Regions from separate parts of the Mus musculus genome. Here region 2 is linked to region 1. A link is a loop called in an ENCODE intact Hi-C map of the cell type or tissue named here. Cell type or tissue: heart. All regions are shown on one strand.

Region 1 (5,000 bases):
CCTCTGCCTCAGTTCCTGCCTCCAGGCTCCTGTGCTGGCTTCCCTCAGTGATGAATGTCTTGAAAGTTAAGATAAATGCTTTCCTCCCTGGGGTGATGGTTTGAATGAGAACGGCCCCCACAGGCTCGTAGGTTTGAAGGCTTGATCCACAGTTAGTGAAACTGTTTGGGAAGGATTAGGAGGTATGGCCTTGTTGGAGGAGGTGTGTCACTGTGGATGGACTTTGCTGTCTCAAAAAGCCCATGCCAGGCCCAGTCTCTGTCTCTCTCTGTGTCTCTGTCTCTGTCTCTCTGCCTCCAACCTCCAGATCAGATGTAAACTCAGCTACCACTCTAATGCCTGCCTGCCTGCCTGCCTGCTGCCTGCTGCCCTGCTTCCCACCATGGCAAACATGGACTAACCCTCTGAAACTGGAATCAAGCCCCAGTTAAACACTTTCTTTTCTATGGCTTGGTCATAGTGTTTCCTCACAGCAACAGAACAGTAACTAAGTCACCCCTCTCCCCAGTTGCTTTGGCAGTGGTGTTTAATCACAGTAATAGAATCCCTAAGTAAAACACCATCCACACCACTTCGGTATCCTAGGTAATGAACTCTGGAGCATCTTCCCTCCAGTCTGACAGGCCTAAAATCTAGAGTGAAATCAACTTCGGCAGTTGTGGCAGCAGCTAACGCTCAGGCATTCACTCAACAAACACTTACTGAATTCTGACTCTGCTGAAGATGTCGTAGATATGGCCATGCACAGAAGACACATAGAGCCCTGTCTTCACGGAGCCCAAGTTCTGAGGGGCAACTGTTGCATGTTCAGGGGTGCAGGCACCACTAGCAGCACCTTCCATGGCTGAGCTCATTTGTCCCTCACACTGACTCTGACCTAGACTGCTCTGACACCCAACTTTCAGATGAGTGGGGAGGACTCACAGCAACCAACTTGTGTGGAATCACGTCAGCAGCCCCAGCTCCACACCACTATATATATATATATATATATATATATATATATATATATATATACACACACACACACACGCACACACACACACACATATATATAGTACTGGCTGGTTTGGGGTGTCATCTTGACACAAGCTGGAGTTATCACAGGGAAAGGAGCCTCCCTTGAGGAAATGCCTCCATGAGATCCAGCTGTAAGGCATTTTCTCAATTAGTGATGGGGGGGAGGGGAGGGCCCATTGTGTCTTGGGTTCTATAAGAAACACTATGAGCAAGCCAGGGGAAGCAGGCCAGTAAGGAACATGGCCTCTGCATCAGCTCCTGCTTCCTGACCTGCTTGAGTTCCAGTCCTGACTTCCTTGGAGATGAACAGCAGTATGGAAGTGTAAGCCGAATAAACCCTCTCCTCCCCAACTTGCTTCTTGGTCATGATGTTTGTGCAGGAATAGAAACCTTGACTAAGATGTGTGTGTGTGTGTGTGTGTGTGTGTACACATACATATATTTGTGTATATATATACATATATATATATGCACATATATATATATACATGCACATTGTTTTACGATCTTTCCTTTCTTCTGCGGCCATGCCATCCTGAGGAAGACCAGGAAACATTCCGGAGCCACGTGAGCCACAGCGGTCAGGGTCCCATATGTAAGCACCACGAGCACCCAGATGATGCTGGAGGCACGAATCACCACAGGATCAACTTTGACAAATATCATCATCCAGGGTACTTTGGGAAAGTTGGTGTGAGGCATGACCACTTCAAGAAGTTTCATAGCTTCTGCCCAATCGCCAACCTGGATAAATTGTGGGTGCTGGTCAGTGAGCAGACATGGGTCAATGCTACAAAACAAACAAACAAACAAGACAGCAGCTGCTCCCGTATGTGGTGTCCAATCAATCCGGCAACTTGTTCTAGGAAAGGGAAAGCTCCCTAGGCAGCTGTCATCATGAAGGCCAAATTCCTCGGCAGAAGAGCTGAAGAGAAGATAAAGGATGTTGGAGGTACCTGTGCTCTGGTGGCTTGAAGCCACCCAGGGGGTTAATTAAATGCTAATATTAAAAAAAATCTCTATGGGAACACATGTTGTAAATCGTCCTGGAATTTTTTACCTCATCCAACTATTGGTTGCTGTGGGGGTTTTTTTTTGTTTGTTTGTTTGTTTTTTTTTTTGAGACAGGGTTTCTCTGTGTAGCCTTGACTATCCTGGAACTCACTGTGTAGATCAGGCTGGACTCGAACTCACAGAGTTCGGACTGCCTCTGCCTGGGATTAAAGGGTTGCACCGCTCCTTCCTGTTCTTTAGAGTCTTCAATGAAGGGCTGGTTTCCCTTTCCTGTGTCCCCTTCGTTTTCCAAGTCTTTCTGGCTGCCTCAGATACCAGGACAAGTCTTTTGTATTCATAATTCGTGGAGTGCAGGGAGGTGAGGAGTCCAACCACGGGATCAGTGTGGCTTGAAACCTACTGTGTGGCCTTATTGTTACTTCATACTCCCGGGGTGGCTCTTGGGAAATAGCTGAGATTTCCAGACCGAGGCAAGTCTGTTGTTCTCTGGAACCTGGGAGGGAAGGAAAAGGGGAGCCTAGAGGGCCGGCGTGGGTCAGGTAGGCCATCTATAACTGTGGGATCCTCTTCTTCCTGGTGAGGGCCCAGGCTAGTATTTCTGGAACAACCCTGTTGCAGGACCCACAGTGATCACTATTTAGGAAATGTGTCTGCAAACAGTGTTGGGAACACCACAGGAGGAAGAGGCCGGAGTAGAAGATGAAATTATTCCTTGCAGTGCGGAGCTGTGATTTCCTAGCCCCTCTGGGCAGGATGTGCAATGCACTGTCCCTGTCCCATACACCTCAGGTCTTGGATTTCCCAGCCCAGATTGTGGCCGTTCCCTCACACTGCAGGCTTTGGCGCCCCCTGCCGGCCCCGGAGAGCCGTGCCACGCTCCGAGTCCCAGCGATGCCAGAAGGGCATGTCACTGCTGGGGCAGGATTAAGTCACTAGAAAGAAAGGAAATGAGTCACCACTCTTCGCAGCTGGGGGCGGCCTGGGGAGAGTGTCGAGATAAGGATACAGGAACTAGGGACAATGGCGGGAAGTGAGAGGAATGTGGGCCCAGGACAGCCTTCAGTACCCTCTGCACCCTGGACCAGCAAGGGAACCCTCCGAGGGAGGCAATAGGGGTGGGACGGGCTGAACCTTGGGTTGTTGGAAGAGAATGGGACAGAGGACAGCCCAGGGCGCCCATATCATCTTTCCCACATCCATTGAACTTCCTAAAAACCTTAGCTAGACTTCCTGAGAACTCCTGTAAGGCCCTTAGCATAAGACACAAACTGTAAGAACACCCCAACACTCGCCAGGGAACATGGGCAGTGTAAACATGGGTCGTGCTATTTCCAGCTATGGAGTCTATTTTCCAGAAGGAAAGTGTTCCCTCAGTAGTAAAGATCTCTGTAGTCCTTGCCCGGGGATTTAGGAGAGTTGGCCTTCGACCTCAAAATAGCTCTGGTCCCATCTGGATTAAGATGTCTGACAGCAGGCCCACAATTTGAAGTTGGAAAGTCTGTTCCAAACCAGTTGTCCGTTCCTTAAGTCCTGAATGTTCCTTCGTTAAGTAGTCATCCCTTTGTCCTGAAAAAATAAGATAACTTTATGTTCTATCTCAGACAAGAAGGGCTTTCCATGTGACCTTCCAAGGTGGCCCACTCGAGTTGCCCCTCATGTCTCAGGTGTGTGTGTTGAGTTCCCTCAGTAGGTCTCTACTTCCTGGAGGGCCTTTCCTCTGTTGTTCCTTTGAGCCAGAATTGAGACAGTCACCAGTGGAACTGGGTCTGCTAGAGAGTCATGGCCAGTGGGCAATTGGAGAAGAAGTAATGGACCCACCAGGAAATATCCCACTGGAAAGAGAAGAGCAGAAATTATTTTCACATATGAACATGTCTGGGCCTGCCAAAGGGGTGCCTAGAGTCCTCCAGTCCCTTAGGTGATGATTCTCCCAGAAGACATCTGTCTTGTCTGTCTTGTCCTACTCATTCCAGCCCACAACCCTGTCACGTGGGTGAGTCTACCAAGTGTCTCCTGAACACTAATGGTAAGTTTCCCATGGGACAAGAGAGCATTGTGGGATCTTCTCCCCTCTGGTGGTCTCAGCAGTGCGGGGCCACGATGACTCAGGGAACAGAGCTGCATCTAATCAGTCCAGATCTCCTTAGGATTTTGATAGGCGTCCCTGAGGCTGTCACCAGTCCCCTCCCTTCCCCAGATGGCCCCCTGTGCACACAGTACCCAGTATGCATATTCCGAGTCCACACAGATCTTTATGCTTTTTCCTCTGCTGGGCTTCAGAGCTCTTGTCTGAGCTGAGTTCAGGGGGTTTCAGTGTCAGCCAGAAGGGATTTCAGTCTCAAACTGTCTTCACAGCATATCCCAATCTTCTGATTCCATCCTGAACAAATGAATTCCCAGCCCTAAACAACTGGACATTGGAACTCTGCAGAGAGTGATCCTTAGGAGCTGGCCTGCATAGACGCTGCATAGCCTGCATAGTTGGCAGCAGAAGTGCTCAAGGCCTGCCTCTTCAGGGAGGAGAGCAGCAGGGTTGAGAGAGAGCTGGGCTTTAATGTGCCACTTCAGGAACTTCCAGGAGAACAGCCTGGAACTTCATTCTATCTGGCAACCGTAACTGTCTCTTTTAATTAAAATTAAGTATCCTCCTGAAATCAAGGGGGTATAAACTCTTGAGAGGCTGTCCCAAGGTCTGCTGTGTGCCTCAGGGGTCAGGAGTTCCATGACCACTGTGGATCTCAAACATCCGGTCTATCTGAGCCACTGAGTAGGGATTACTTACTAAGGTATCCTATCTGCTGGAGTGCCAGTCTAGTCTGAGCTAGGAAGGTATCCTATCAGCTGGGGTGCTGGTCTAGCCTGGGATAGGAAGGCTCTCTGTTGGTTTATATTTTATAGTTTGAAATTTAGAATACTCCAGATTCTTCCAGAACTCAGACTATATTTCCCTTCTCTCGTGCTTTTCC
Region 2 (5,000 bases), 360 kb before region 1:
GCCTCTGGCTCCTGAGTGATAGGATTACATGTGTACACACCACATCTGTCTAAGAAAAGACAAATATTAATGGTGGCAGAGACACAGCTCCACGCTGTCACTCACAGCAGTCCCAGAGTTCTTTATAGAGATCTCCATTCAAACAGATCTAGAATACTTAGCAGAAAGGAATTTTAGGACAAGTCAAGTGTGAAGCAGTGTTGGAGCTCACCAAGACACTCCTGCCATCCCCCTTTAGACAGGGTTTCTCTGTGTAGTCCTGGAATTTGCTTTGTAGACCAAGCTGGCCTTGAACCCAGAGATCTGTGCTTGACTCTGCCTCCAGAGTGCTGTCACTAAAGGCATGCACCACCATGCCCAGCTCATTCAGATATTTTTAATGTTGATTTTAGGGTAAGGGAAATAAACACCAGGAAGAAAGCAGGCAGAGTTGCTTATTGCTCTCATGGCCTGCTAAGTGTTATGAAATATAATGTGGAGGCAGTGGGAGTGAGTGTGGGTACCTGGTGGGTCCATGCCAAAGTCTCCGTGTCCCACTGAGAAATCTTGACATATGACAGGACCTAGTATAAGGGAGGTTTATTGACAGGGAAGGTAGGGGATCGGGGACCTGGAGAAAGGGTAGAGGCAGGCAGAGCCTCGAGGGCAGAGAAAGTGGGGATGAAGGACAGAAAGAGAGAGGCTAGTGGAAACAGAGAAAGAAAGAGAATGGGGGGGAAGAGAGAGAGAGAGGGAGATTGAGAGGGAGGGGTGGGTGGGGCAGGGGGAGAGTAGCAAGCAGTCCTCTTTATTATATATTGTCACACCTGACTAGCACCTGGCAGGCAATGGTGGCAGGTGATGACACTAACTATTGCTAAGTCGCTGTCAGGAGGAGCCTAGCAGAACAGTCTGTAAGCCCACACTTGGGAGGCACAGGCCAGAGGATCAGAAGATCACAGCACATAGATGGTACTCATGCATGCAGACAAAAACACTCATACACAGAAAATGAAAATAAAAAAATTTTTAAAAAAACCCTAGGAAATCTTGATTTCTTATAAATCTGGTACCTTCTTTCTACCCCTAACCCAGTAAGGCCTGGTACAAAAGAGAACAACAACTTGTTAGAAAGAAATATAAAATGATTTGGTTTCTTTTATAAAGTGAAAAGCCATTCATTTCTCCGAGCTGGAATCTGTTGTAAAGCCAAGATCACAGGACAAATCAAAGTATTTATTATGATTATTTTCTCATTATTATTGAGACAGAGCCTTATGTATCCCAGGTTCCTCTCAACCTTTCTGTGTAGCCGAGGAACCCACTTGCTGCCTTAGCTACATGAGACCCTAGGAACAAGCCTTCTAGCATTTGGCGGGGACATAAAACATATGGCTTCTACATGAACACACATGATGCTTAGCCAACAGGATAACTGTAAACTGAAGTTCCCAGAAAAGAGAAGCCACATCCATGTTAAAGATTCTCCAAGGTCGATCAGCTGATTAACTTATGGAGGTTGGAGTGTTAAAGATCTAGAATAATTACATAATTAACTCTCTGATCTCTCTCTCTTTTTCTTTTAGATTTATTTATTATTATAACTAAGTACACTGTAGCTGGATCCCATTACAGTTGGTTGTGAGCCACCATGTGGTTGCTGGGATTTGAACTCAGGACCTTCAGAAGAGCAGTCAGTGCTCTTACCTGCTGAGCCATTTCGCCAGCCCTTATTTGATCTTTCTTAATGTCCCATGATAGCCATTGGTTGCCAAGCTCCACCTGAGCTGATGTCCTTGCTATTCTCAGGTAAAACTTCTGAAATGTGTTCTTAGTATTAACTTCCACCAACCCCAAAGCTAAGAATGCCCTCTGATAGCATCAGCGGGTTGGTGTTTGTGCTCTGGTGTAACCTGCCTGCCAGATCCTGTTGTCTATGTACTTAGAAAGTACCTTGATTTGTAACTTTCTTTTGTTCTATAACTATACATATTTCATGGCATTTGTGATGACCTGAGTCCCTGGGCCATGGTCACTTATATTTGGCTCAAGGATAAAGTGTCTTTTGTTCCCTTTGAGACTAGAGTCGTGTTTTGTGTCCACTGGGGCTACAGTAGGGGACTGAGGAGTGTGATGCGCTCTTGGCAGTGAACCTGAGGATGGAAGCGGCCTTCCTTTAAAGGGATCAGCAGCTGTGGCTGTGACCACTAGGTGGCAGCATGGAGGTGGCTTTGGCATGTGGTGGCTGAAGATGGGAGTCCTGAATTCTATTGAGGCGAGAAAAATGAAAGGAACTGGACTCAGTACCTGCTGACGATCTGAGTCTGACCACTACTGATCCCACGTGGGGAAGCACAATACGTTTAGGTGGAAGGCTGTCTTGGGTAATCACCCTCTTGAGCCAATACTTTAGAATAGGTTATATGAGTGGGGAAATTCTTTAAAAGCACCAATGTCACACTTGCTTAGAACTGGAGGTACAGACAGCTGGGAGCACATTGTGGATGCTGGGATTTCCAAATAATTAATAAAAATATGTGGGCTGGAGAGATGACTCAGTGGTCAAGAGCACTGATTGCTCTTCCAGAGGTCCTGAGTTTAATTCCCAGCAACCACATGGTGGCTCACAACCATCTGTAATGGGATCTGATGCCCTCTTCTGGTGTGTGTCTAAAGGCAGCTACAGTGTACTCATATAAACAAAATAATCTTTTAAAAGAAACTAAAAATATCTAATGTTTTGAAAAAAATACAGATTGCTCCCTGCCCCTAGAATACACCCTGTAATTTTGAACCAGTTACTTCAAATTTCCCTCAGAAACATCCAAGGATATCAGAATATTCTCCTTGGGGAGTGCAAATAGTGGAATACCACTCTGCAATCCAAAAACTATTGCTACATGCATCACCTTAGACAAACCCCCAAAGGCATTGTACTAAGTGGAAGGAGATATTCTCAGAAGGCTACATCTGCAGTGAGCCCGTTTCTGTGACCAGCTTGAGAACACTAAACTACTGTCATGGAGATGGTGGCTGACAGAGCTTGGGCTGGCAGCGCCGGGCAGTGGTGGCGCACGCCTTTAATCCCAGCACTTGGGAGGCAGAGACAGGCAGATTTCTGAGTTCAAGGCTAGCCTGGTCTACAAAGTGAGTTCCAGGACAACCAGGGCTACATAGAAAAACCTAAAACACACACACACACACACACACACACACACACACACACACAGAGCATGGGGCTGGCGAGTTGGCTCAGCAGTTAAGAGTGCCTACTGTTCTTGCAGAGGACCCAAGATCAGTTCCCAGGACCCACAGATGGCAGCTCATAACTGTGAGATATAAAGGAGACTCCAATTCTTCCACTCCACAAGGCAGTGGAAAGAGAGGCTCAGTCTGGAATACAGCAGGACTTCTGGTAGTTAGACAAAAGCCAGCATTCCTCAGGGATTTGTGAAGCTGGTTCCCTTATAACAAAAAACTATCTCCCTCATCGCTGACAGAAGGAACAAAAGGCTACCTGTGATGCTCATTAGCACAGCAGAGCACATGCTGGCCTCCAGGCTCCCTCAGGATCACAAGTACCTTTTATGCACTTCAAAGATAATGCTCTGCTGGCATCCTAGCCTTTCCTACCTCCTCCCCTCCCCTAACCTTCCTCCAGCTAACCGGCTTTCCTTTCCTCTCCCAGCTACTCATTCTCCTTAATACCCTGCTGTTTTTGAGTTTCTGTTTGTCTCTGTCTCTCTGTTTCTCTATCGCTCCTTCTCACTGTCTCTGCTCTCTCTCTCTCCCTCTCCCTTCACTCTCCGTGTGTGTGTGTGTGTGTGTGTGTGTGTGTGTGTGTGTGTGTCTGTGTGATGTATGTGTGTGTGCGCTTGTGTGTATGATGTGTGTGTTTGATGTGTGTGTGATGTGTGTATGTGATGTGTGTGTGATGTATGTGTGATTGTGTGTGTATCTGTGTGATGCGTGTGTGTGTGTGATGTGTGTGTGATGTATGTGCGATGTGTGTCTGTGTGATTGTGTGTGTGTCTGTGTGATGTGCGCGCGCGTGTGTGTGTGTGTGTGTGTGTGTGTATGTGTGTGTGTGTGTGTGTGTGTTGCTTCTCTCCTGGCCAGGTCCAGACTGCTGGCCATGTTCAGTCTACTTCTTTTCTTTCTGTTCTAGACTTTTCCAGGTGCTTCTGGATCTCACTCTCTCTAGCTCTCTCATCCACAATAAAAATTTTCCCTGTAACCATACTATGGGGTGGTCATGTTCTCCGTTTAAACATCTGGTATCCAAACCTGAGAGGGGCATAAATGGACCCCTACCAAGGGACCCACTTCTAGCTGAACCAAGCTGCTGGTTGGACCCTCCTAAGGTTCGGATCATCTGTTTCGTCTGGATTCTGCTGTTTACTGTATTATATTCAGCTCCAAAGTTTAGAGTCCACCTCCTTAGCTGGTTCTTCCCTCACCTGCTCTCTCCTGCTCCGTAGGTAACTGGGACCTGGGAGTTGCCTGCTCTGTCTCTGTCAGCTCCTGGAGCCTCCTCGCTCAGCTCCCTCTTGGACCTTACTTTGTTTCTAAAAAAGCCACATCAATGTGGAAGCATCTCTAGCCCTACTGGCCATCCCTCACAAGGAAAGGGACACCTCTCCTTTGTGGTTAGAGACATTTCTTTGTGACAAGTCCCTTGGCTCTGCTTGGGGACACCCAGATTGAAGCTCTTGTTGACACTTGCTCCTCTGTCCCTCCAGGAGCTTGCTCTGTCCCTAACCCCCTTCTCTAATTCCCTTTCCTCTTTGGACTCAGAGCTTCCCCAGGCTTAAATGTCTTACTGCAAACAGTTGGTCCTCAGTACAGTCAATAGCTAAGATGGCACACTAGATGTTCAGAGTCTCACAGATTTTAACGATCTGCTAGGGCACAAGCAAATGATGCCAACAGCTCTTACCTAGAAACCTTTTCTGCTCTCTACTCTCAAAATGGACTCTACTGGATTGAGTTGGACAAGGAGCTGCCCCCACACCTTGCCC

Evidence for each region. A loop is a pair of places that touch in the nucleus more often than their neighbours do. Peaks named below come from ENCODE experiments on the same cell type or tissue, not always from the same donor. Only the 100,000 strongest peaks of a DNase experiment are listed, where the experiment ranks them.
Region 2: a loop joins it to region 1, with 3 times the contacts of the local background. A loop is called at or near these places in 10 of 42 quality-filtered maps.

What each region holds. Positions count from the first base shown.
Region 1 is chr11:79,211,249-79,216,248 of GRCm38, forward strand. No RefSeq gene overlaps it. Among named protein-coding and RNA genes, the nearest start is that of Gm30470, 11 kb to the right of the region's middle. In heart, no CTCF peak of the experiment used is centred here; a DNase peak (open chromatin) is centred at 2,963; H3K27ac peaks cover 2,356 bases.
Region 2 is chr11:78,854,244-78,859,243 of GRCm38, forward strand. No RefSeq gene overlaps it. Among named protein-coding and RNA genes, the nearest start is that of Lyrm9, 30 kb to the left of the region's middle. In heart, a CTCF peak has its summit at 2,191 (motif pointing right); a DNase peak (open chromatin) is centred at 2,198; H3K27me3 peaks cover 1,017 bases.